Linked DNA regions of Mus musculus: region 1 is linked to region 2. Evidence: chromatin loops called from intact Hi-C (ENCODE). Cell type or tissue: left cerebral cortex. All regions are shown on one strand.

What was found. Hi-C counts contacts between places; a loop is a spot of excess contacts. Peaks named below come from ENCODE experiments on the same cell type or tissue, not always from the same donor. Only the 100,000 strongest peaks of a DNase experiment are listed, where the experiment ranks them.
Region 1: a loop joins it to region 2, with 2.5 times the contacts of the local background. A loop is called at or near these places in 1 of 42 quality-filtered maps.

Annotation. Positions count from the first base shown.
Region 1 is chr5:65,432,129-65,437,128 of GRCm38, forward strand. Ugdh (UDP-glucose dehydrogenase) reads right to left here and starts at 3,714. Exons shown (of 12, transcript NM_009466.2): 1 at 3,496-3,714. In left cerebral cortex, a CTCF peak has its summit at 2,539; DNase peaks (open chromatin) are centred at 2,549, 3,353, 3,832, 4,298 and 1 more place; H3K4me3 peaks cover 2,539 bases; H3K27ac peaks cover 1,522 bases.
Region 2 is chr5:65,694,714-65,699,713 of GRCm38, forward strand. It overlaps Pds5a (PDS5 cohesin associated factor A), which reads right to left and starts at 3,523. Exons shown (of 33, transcript NM_001081321.3): 1 at 3,037-3,523; 2 at 2,050-2,224. The coding sequence starts at 2,184. In left cerebral cortex, CTCF peaks have their summits at 2,230, 3,270, 3,601 and 3,800; DNase peaks (open chromatin) are centred at 2,264, 3,007, 3,332, 3,514 and 1 more place; H3K4me3 peaks cover 2,632 bases; H3K27ac peaks cover 1,449 bases.

The DNA.
Region 1 (5,000 bases), 260 kb before region 2:
TTTTACTTAAAGGACTTGAGCATTTCCAGAATTGGGCATTTGTGGTAGTCCCGGATGGACTGTCCCAGAGATACCAAGGGCCTACACTGTAAAATCTCAACCGTGCTATCTGTTCCACTTGCAGCATGTCCACTCAGTATATCTGTAAGCCGCATCATCATAATTTAACACCTAAACCCTAATTAACTCTAGGCCTACACGTTCATCTTCAAGGTTCACAGGACCGAACCAGAACTATCACATATAAGACATCTGACCAGGCTGGAGAGATGGCTCAGTGGTTATTATCTCTTGCTCTTCTCCCGGATGACCTAGGTTTAACCCCCTACACCACATAGTGGTTCACAGCCATTCATAACTCCAGTTTCAGGGGATCTGATGCCTTCTGACCACAGTTACCAGGCATGTACATGGTATAGACATATATGCAGCCAAAATATCCAAACACATAAAATAAAGACACATCCTTTAAAAGAAAAATAGACACTTGTCTCGCACCCTAATTAAACTAATAAGTAGAATTTCTAAGTAATGTTGGTCCAGAGGATCTTTCAGGGTTATAACTTAATTCCATAGCCAAGAAGTTACAGCTATTAAAACAGCCAATAGCCTCAAGCTCAGACTGGACATGGTCTGTTAACATTCACAGGATACGCATAGATCAAATGCCTATGGAAGGGAACGCCTGGGCTTAAGGAGGTCATAGTTTAATAATATATCCCAAGCTAATGGATCTTTTTTTAAATTAGATTTATTTAATATGAATTAATGTACACCGCCTGAGTGCCTGGGTTAGATGGTTGTAAGCCACCAATGTGAGTGCTTGGAATTGAACCCAGGTCTTATGCAAGAGGAACAAAGTCTCTTTAATAGCTGAGGCATGTCTCCAGCGCTAAGGCTGTGCTCCGTATCAGCTGCTGTTCACTGCCATACCTTTAACACCTAGGATGGCTATCTGTCACTGAGTATTGAGTTAATAACTGTTCCCTGGGCCTCTGGGATTGCAGACTTCATGTTTCATAGCAGTAGTTAAGATGGCCAATCATAGTTAACAGGAAACAATTAGACCGCTACCTCCCTTAGCCACCTTAAGAATAGGCTCAGATTTTCCCCCAAGTAACCTCTAATATGGTTTGTTTTTATAATGCATGGGGATTAAATCCAAGGTCTCAGGTAGACATTCTACCCCTGTGTCCCACCCCCTAGTCCTTAAGTTACTTCTTATCTGCCTTTATTTCAAGACCGGAATTCAGAATTCTCTCTAAGTAGTTGCTACTGACTACTGCAGCTGCATCTGTACTGGAGAACTAGATACATCTGGGTTTTTCCCCCCTCAGTTTTGTGTTTTCTTTCTCCTTCCTCCTCTTCCTTCTTCTCTTCTCTACACACACCCAATTTCTGTCTCTCACTAAGGTTTCAGTCTGCAGCCAAGGCTGGTCAGGAACTCATGGTGATCCTTCTGCCTCAGCCTCCTGGGAACTGATTATAGGCATGAGCCACACACTCAGCTACTTGAGTTGGGTCTTCATTTTGGGTTGGTACCCTGGGCCTTGCTAGTTTTCTTATAAAGTACAGTGTATACAAGGCAATTACTTAAGGAGACAGATACACAGTGCATAGCAAATAAAGTTACTTGGAAGTTTCAAAAAAAAAAAAAAATCCTCAGGAAGCTTTAACATGAGCCAGGCAGTGGTGGCGCACACCTTTAATCCCAGCAAGTGGGAGGTAGAGGCAGGAGGATTTCTGAGTTCCAGGCCAGCCTGGTCTATGGAGTGAGTTCCAGGACATCCAGGGATACAAAGAGAAACCCTGTCTCGAAGAAAAAAAAAAAAAAAAAAACCAAACTTTAACATGAAGCTTGATACAATGTTATCAATACAGTTTCTATGATACATGTTTTCTAATTCTGTTTTTTGTTTGTTTGTTTTCTTCCTAATTTTCGCGTTTTGTTTTGTGATATGCAGGCCAAGGCAAGGGTGGAGGTCAGAGGACCACTTTTGGGGGTCCAGACTTTCTTTTCACTGTGGGTGCTGGGGATTGACTGAAGGCTTGTGTGGCAAGTGTTTTTACCAGTAAGCTCATCTCACCATATTCTACTTCTCCTTCTGTATACCCTCTGGCCCTCACTGTGTTGACTGAAAAGTGGGCTTGTTTGCCTATTGAATAGGTCATTCTGAAATGAGTCTTCACCTCAAATATTCCGGGAACCACGACATACCACACCATCCTGAAAATACTGTTCATGTAAAGTGTCATAAATTCAGATAAGCATTTCAACCTACAGGATGTCACTACCAGCCGACAAATGTCCTATACTGCACTCTGAATAGAATAGCATCCATCTGCCACCCCTTCACAGCTACTGAAGAACTAAGCAGCAGACATGATAAGACAGCTGGATACACCAACCTCAGTCATTTCCTGGAAGCACACTTACAAAGATGCCTGATTCAAAAAAAAAAGATTGTGAAAGACTTAATTTTATGTCTAACGAGAATGATCCACAGCTGTGGAAATTTGAGAAATGATAGAGCATGCCTAGTGGCTAGAGATTTTATGGCAGAGAAAGCAATACAGAGATGAAAGAAGGGGGCAGGGGACGGGATGTATTTTCCAAACCAGGGTTGTGTAGCATTCAGCTCAGACTAGCTCAGTACTCAAAAAGCACAGCTCACAAGCAGAAACACTCAGCTCTTTCAAGTCCAGAACCCCTCAGAAGAAACAGACCAGACTACTGTTCTCCATTTCTTAGGGGATTTGAAAAAAAAAAAAAAAAAAAAAAACCAGACTGGCCTTTGAGGTGAGTGGATGAACAGTTAGTCCTCTGTGTGCCCCACGTATGCACTCTCTCCCAGCCAGCCCCTCCTCTCTTTCTCAACCAACCCTATTCAATTACGCGTAGTACGTGAAGATTTTTAAGATCTCACAAAAACATGGTCTCTGAAGCCCCCAAGAAAGGCCTTCCCTGACATTAAGTATAACGTCCGAGCGTATGTGTCCAGAGGCCAATAATGAACTGCGTGAGCCACACACACCCCCAGGATAGTATAGGATAAATGCCTTAGGGATGCATCTTTAAGGGGCTTTGCTTTCTACATTTAGGGGCTACCAGAGGAGAGCAGCAGCCTCCCAGGTGAGCAGACTCTAATCCCCAACAAAGCTTAGGACTGTGAAGCGTCCATTAGGCCCCACGGAGAGGACCCTTTCCTTCGGGGGCGGGGGGGGGGAGGGCGTTTGGCTTTCTGAAGCGGCGGGAAAATCTCGTTGGTTTCAAATCGGAAAATGGAAAGAACTGGCTTGAAGACGCGCGAGTTGCGAAATTAAAAGCTCGGCTCGGCTGACCTCCTGCAAGCGCACGACGTGATTCTCGCCGGGCCCGAAAAAGGGGACCAGGATGGTGCAGTAGAGAGCCCCGCCGCGAACGGGGAGCGGACCCGGGACCGCGCGCGCACCTGGGCCGCGAGGAGGGGGCATCCCGAAAGGATCGGTGCTTACCCACTTCCAAAGCAGGGACACAGCGGCCGTGCAGATCCCGTTCTCTCGGACAGCGCCTTCCTCCCAAGCCGCAGGCTCTACCCACCGCTCCGCCCGCCGCTCCCCGAGTCCCCGGCCCGCGGCCGTATTTAAATACTTCTGCCGGGGAAGGCGGAGGCTTCATTCCCCTGCAGCCAAGCCTCCCGGGACTCTGGACCCGGCCACCGCCCCGCGCTGCCCCGCCTCCCTCCGCTCCAGGCCCCCCGGGCAGGCCTCTATTTCCTTCTGGACCCAGAGCGGCAGAGGGGGCGGGATCCGAACTGTATGACCACGCCCCTTGAGGAGCAGGGCGAATCAGCTCCAGCTAAGTCACGGGCTCCGCCCTCGCCCGCAGCGAGCGGCGCTGGGCGTGGCTGCGTGCGCCGCTGGTCCCGCTAGGCTGACTAGCTGCAGGGAGGGGCGTCGTGGTCCCTGTTGGTCATCCTTGTCTGTGCTCCTTCCCCGCTCTGGGTCCCTGGAATCTGGCATGAGGAAGGTTCGCGCGTGCCAAGTGAACCACCCGTGATCATAGGGCCTGGGAGGGGAGAGCGAGCCCACAGAAAAAGGTCTTCCGGCTTTCTGACTCTTCCCCTTATCCTGGAGCCCGAGCTCCGTTCTCGGCCCCTGGACTCTGATGGAGGGCCTCCCCTGCTCTCCTAAGCTCTTCAAGCCCCTGAGTCCGCCGCGCCCTTCAGACAGTTGCCCAGAGTTTAGTCACGTCCCATCCGGATGGCGCCGGGTCTGGGAAGGAGATACCTCAGGTCAAAACGATGCTGAGTTCCATAATGACTGAACCAGTGTCTCCGGGTTGGTCCTTGGCCAGAGAACCCGGGCGCCCACGCCTGGAGGGCGTATTTTCCAGGAAAACTTTCCAGCCAAATTCTAAAAGGGAGGTTGTCTGTATGATGCATAGCAAGGCGTATGCAACGTAGATATGTGTGGGTGTTAATTTGCGTGTGTGTGTGTGTGTGTGTGTGTGTGTGTGTGTGTGTGTGTGTGTGTGTGTGTTACTAGAGATTGAACTCTAAGCACTCTACCACCGAACTGTCCCCAGTCCTTACAAATGCATAGAAAGTAAAACTGTCCCCTGGAGAAAGGGCTAAGATGTTTACTCCCCAGGACCCATATCAGAGGACTCAACACTGCCTAAAACTCCTGCTCCAGGAGACCACGCTCTATCTACCAGCACGAACATACACAGACATCTGTATGCATAAACTTTTTTTAAAAGGCAAAATTATTTAGCCTGCCCACGGGAGTTTTTTGAGACATGGTCTCTGTGTAGAGGTGGCAGATCTGGAACTCAGTATATAGTTCAGACTGGCCTTTTACTTGCAATGATCCCCTTACTTGACCCCTCTGCCCTCCCTCCCCCAGGGATCATGATTACCGCCACGCCCACTTTTAATGTGAAGGTTTGTTCTGTTTCTTTTGCTGCTAGAGATCAACTTAAGCCTAAAAATCAAAAAGGAGAAAAGGCCAGGCAC
Region 2 (5,000 bases):
GTGATTGTTGGTCCTTTACAGAGGTTGTTTGCAGCTTGTTAGTAGTCATGCACAAAGAAACAAGAAGAAATCAGATTCAGGCCTCTCTCCAGCCCCTCCCCTTCTTTATCTAGTGATGGGGTGGAACTGGAGGACAGAGGATGGGAAAAGCCCCACCAAGTAGCAAAGACCAGCTACAGTGCCTCGCTCGGTACCTACACATGAACATGCATGTCCACGCAGTAACCTCACACGTAAAACAAAGGCACATTGAGTGGAGCTTGACGGCACGTTCCCAACACTTCAAAGGCAAAGAGAAGTTGTGGCCAGCCTTGTCTACAGAGCAAGTTTTAGGCCAGAACCTATCTTGAAAACAACTAAAAGATTTATCTGCTTTAGACTAAGGTATAGCTCAGAGATAGAGCAGAGCCTGAGTTTAATATGTGCTCCCTGCACAAGTCCCTACCTCTAGCCCTGGAAAAAGAAATGGAAAGAAAATGGAAAAGGTGCCTTTTAATTAAAGAAACCAGGTCTTTCAAAAAGGCAACAAATGGAAACTTAAACACAGGAACACTTTAAACACACAACATTTACTGGGCACTGTGCTCAATCCTAAAATCAGGCCCTAGAAATCCATTTTATAAAGTTGCATAAGGCAGAAACATTGTCCTCGATGTTCCCTGCCTAGCCTTCCACCATGTCTGACTTTGAAGTGCACCTTTTAACACAATGGGTCTCAACCTTCCTATTGCTTCCTCATGTTGTGGTGACCTCAAACAAAATAATTGCATTGCTACTTCATAACTGTAATTTTGCTACTGTTATGAATTACAGTGTTAATACCTAATAGACAGGATATCAGATAGTTGGGGGGGGGTCTCGACTCACAGGTTGAGAACCACTGTTGTTGGCAGGGTGTGGTTATGCCACTAGTGTTTTGGGAAGTGGAGGCAGGAAAATGGTTAAGTTCAAGGGCAGGCAGCTGGGTTACTAGTCCTCTTTTTTTTTTTTTTTTTAAAGATTTATTTTACTTATATGAGCACACTGTAGCTGTCTTCAGACACACCAGAAAGGGCCATCAGATCCCATTACAGATGGTTGTGAGCCACCATGTGGTTGCTGGGAATTGAACTCAGGACCTCTGGAAGAGCAGTCAGTGCTCTTAACTGCTGAGCCATCTCTCCAGCCCACTAGTCCTCTCTTAAACAAGTCATCAAACCCATTCTTTGCCTCTCCCACTGTCCACACTGTACTTCAATAGTTTAAGATCTTTCACTAGACAACTGTTAGCCTCCTCACAGAACGTCACAGCCTACTCCCCACAAGCCAACTGTGACAACCAAAATGACTCTGAAATTGCCTACAACACCCCCTGGTGCATCAAAGTTGTCCAAAGTGACAATCACTGCTCGAAACTGATTCCATAACAAACACTGCCCTATGCAGTAGCAGAAAAGTTAAGTCCCAAAATGACAGCGCAAGATTGTTACACCAAGAAAACCGGTGCGCACACACAAACACAAACTCACAGACATATCAACAATCCCGTCCTTCAACTCTCTTGGGCATGTGTACTAAAATCATCATTTCTCCTTAAGCTCGAATTCTGAAAAATCTGTACACTGTATTAAGTTTAGCCCACTGTATAGATAGTTAAGCTCCCATTAGAAAATTACGAGAATCTAAGGGGGACAATATGGTTGTTTGTGCTCAAGTCAGTCTTTTCTTGGAGTAGATAATAATAGGAACTTTCGTGGGTAAAATCACTGTCTACACCTCAGGGTATCGAGCCCCTTAAACAACATCCACTAAATAAAATAACCACAAGGGAAACAACTAACCATGCATGCGTTCTTATGGACAGAAAATGATCACACTCTTTAAATTCCCCGTCCTTTCAGAACTTATCCAAAGATACCGCCAAGTTAGAACAGGACTTTTCCGGGGCGGTTAAGATATCTTCAAAAACTTAGTACTAAAAACTCCAAAGGCCAGGTTGAGAGTAGTCCAATGAAACCACACGAGTCACAAAAGCCATCCAGAGCGCAGATCGCCGACCCAGACCCTTACCTTCAGACGTTTGATCATTTCATCGGTGGTGATCTTGTCGGTGATCTCTTTTACTCCCGGAGGGTAAGCGATCTTCCCGTCCGCACTCACGACGCCACAGAGGGCAGTGGCAGGCTTCGGCTGCGTGAAGTCCATCCTGGGGAATAACTTTTCTCTCACAGTCCTCTACCGGCCTCTATCGGTCAGAAAATCAAAGTTCAGCGGGAAAAGGGGCGACTTTGTAACCTCTTTTTCATTTCAAAAATCTCTAATCTAGAAAGGGCCCTTTCTTCCCCCCGAGGCCGGGGACCCCGCCACTCGCTCCTTCCCTGGGTTTCGGACCCGGCTAGGCGTCCGCCACCCCCACCCGAGCCAGCCCCGGTGCCACGGGGTTCTCGGCTGCAGCAGCCCCGGCCGCGAGAGGCGCCGAGCAGCTCCCGGAGTTTCCTAGCCCTCTTTTCACAATGAAATGTATCCCCGAGCACCTAGGACGGAAGTTTGGTGGCCTCGGGGGGACATTGAGGACCCAACGGCCCCACTTGGCTCAGGAGAAGCGGCTGGGTCCCCGCCTGGCCGGTCACCTCCGGGAAAGGAGACTCGAGGCCTAGAGGGTTCAGCTTAGGCCGCAAAACTAGGTACCCAAGAGGACCCACGCGCGGCGCCGGCGCCCGGGAGCAGAACGCCATAGCCGTGCCGAGCCCCGGGCTCCCGGCGTCCCCGCCGCGCGGCCGCCCCTCCCCGGCCAGCCCGCCACCCCCGCCAGCCGCCCGAGCCCCTCGCCAGGAAGCGAAGGACCCGGCTCCGCACTTCACATTTTTGTTCCTTAACTTCAGCAACCGAGCCCGGCGGCATCTCAAGCCCCTCGGTCGCCCGGCGCTCCTCGGCACCGCCAAGGCCTGAGCCGCCGCTCCGGGCAACCCCGCCGGGCCTCCGCGCGCGCCCTCCCCTGCGGTCTCCCCTTCCGTCCCTCCCTCGCCGCCGAGGGCGCGAGCCCGGCCGCCGCTTTACCTCCTCCTCATGCGGGCGGACGGTGCAGCGAGCGCCGGGCCTCTGTCAGGTGGTTGCGCCGCCGCCGCCGCCCCTCGTCGGGCTGCACACAAAGCGGCTCCGTCCGTCCCGCCGCCGCCGCCGCCGCCGCCCGCCCGCCCCGGAGCGGCGCTGGGGCTGGCGGTGCCGAGGAGCAGCCGCCGCGGGGGGAGAAGCGGGCCGAGCGTGCGCCGGCCGGGGCGACACTGCCGCTCTCCGTCGGGCTGAGGAAGCGCAGCCTCGGCCGCGGCTCCTCCGAGAGCCCGCGCGCGGGTGCACGCCCGCGCGTCCCCCGCGCCCGCCCGGCCGCTCGCTCGCTCGCCGGCCGGCCGCCCGCACCTCGCGCCCACCCGCACCAGACGCCCTCTCGCCGCGGCGCGCTCCCGGCCCGCCCGTGCCCCGCGGAGCCTGAGCGTCGCCGCGCACAGCCGGAGCCCGTCACGCGAGCGGCGCGAGAGCCCGCGAGAGCACCGCGCGCCTCGCTCCCGCCCCTTCTTCCGCCGGCCGAGCCCCCGCCTCCCTCGAGCCCGACGCGGCCGCGCGCGTGGTGGACAGCGCCGCCACCCGTTTGGCGCCAAGACCTGCCCGCGCGGGCGCCTCCGGGGGGCCGGCAGCCGAGCCGGCGCGCGGAGGAGGAGCCCCGGTGGCGGGAAGCGGACCCCGGGAGGCGCGGCTTTGCGACACTCCCGGCCACCGCTGTCGCGGAGTCCGGGGCTCTTGAAGGCTTGGCTGGCGGGGATGTGACCGGACCGGTGGAGAAATGGTTAATTATCTGGAGAAACGGCTGCTTTCCCCTCCAAACAGAGCTCTGGAAGCCGAGGCAAAGTTTTACAACTCGGGCTGCTCATTCTCGCGTCTTCCGGAGAGTCGCCCTAGGTCGCAGCCTACGACCTTAGTTAGACTCCTACCATTAAGGTTTTCAAAGCTGCAAAATAGGAAGTTGGCATGCGATCTCAAGCTATGGTGCCGGGGCTTCTGGCCTCCCAGTCATTTTGGGTACAGGCTGAAAACACAGACTAGGGTTCCTGATAGTGAAGCCCAGAAGAAGAAAGAGGGAGGGTGTTTTTAGAGATTTACAAATTACCTATGTGAATCTGAGACCTCTTTTTTTTTTTTAAGTTGTGAATACACCAAAGCTCTACTTTTTCTCTCCTCCAAAGGAAAGGCTTGCCAAAGAAAACTTAGTGCAGCGGTGCTTGAGCAATTTAAGGTAAATATTGAAGCGAATGAACCTGAACAATACACACATAATTTCAGGAAACCACCTTTTAAAACAATAAGCAAGCCGGGCAGTGGTGGCACACGCCTTTAATCCCAGCACTTGGGAGGCAAAGGCAGGCGGATTTCTGAGTTCGAAGCCAGCCTGGTCTACAGAGTGAGTTCCCGGACAGCCAGGGACAGCCAGGGCTACACAGAGAACCGTCTCAAAAAAACAAAAACAATAAGCAGAAGGGGGTGATGGTGGTGCACGCCCTTAATCCTAGCATTTGGGAGATAGAGGCAAGCGGATCTCTTGAGTTCAAGGCACCCTGGTCAATCGAGCTAGCTCCAGGACGTCAGACAGCCAGGGCAACAAAGAACCCCTGTCTCAAAAAAAGTAAAAAATATTAATAATAATAATGAAAAGAGGAAGAAGCTAGGCCGTTATGGTTCACGCCTTTCAACGGGAGGCAGAGGCAGGCAAATCTTTGATTTCGAGGCTAGCCTGGTCTACAGAGTAAGTTCCAGGATGGCCAGGGAAACCCTATCTCAAAAAAACAGAAAGAAGAAGCTGGCAGCAATTGAATTTATACATTGTTCTTTAAAATGCCCACCTTTTAACTGGCCTATGGTTGCAGCTAAATCAAAAGATTTAGGCAAGAGGATTTTTTTGAACTCAAGATTTCCAGTAATATGAATATGCTAGTAATACGTGGCAGGGAGGAGCCAGGTCTCCTCTGATATGC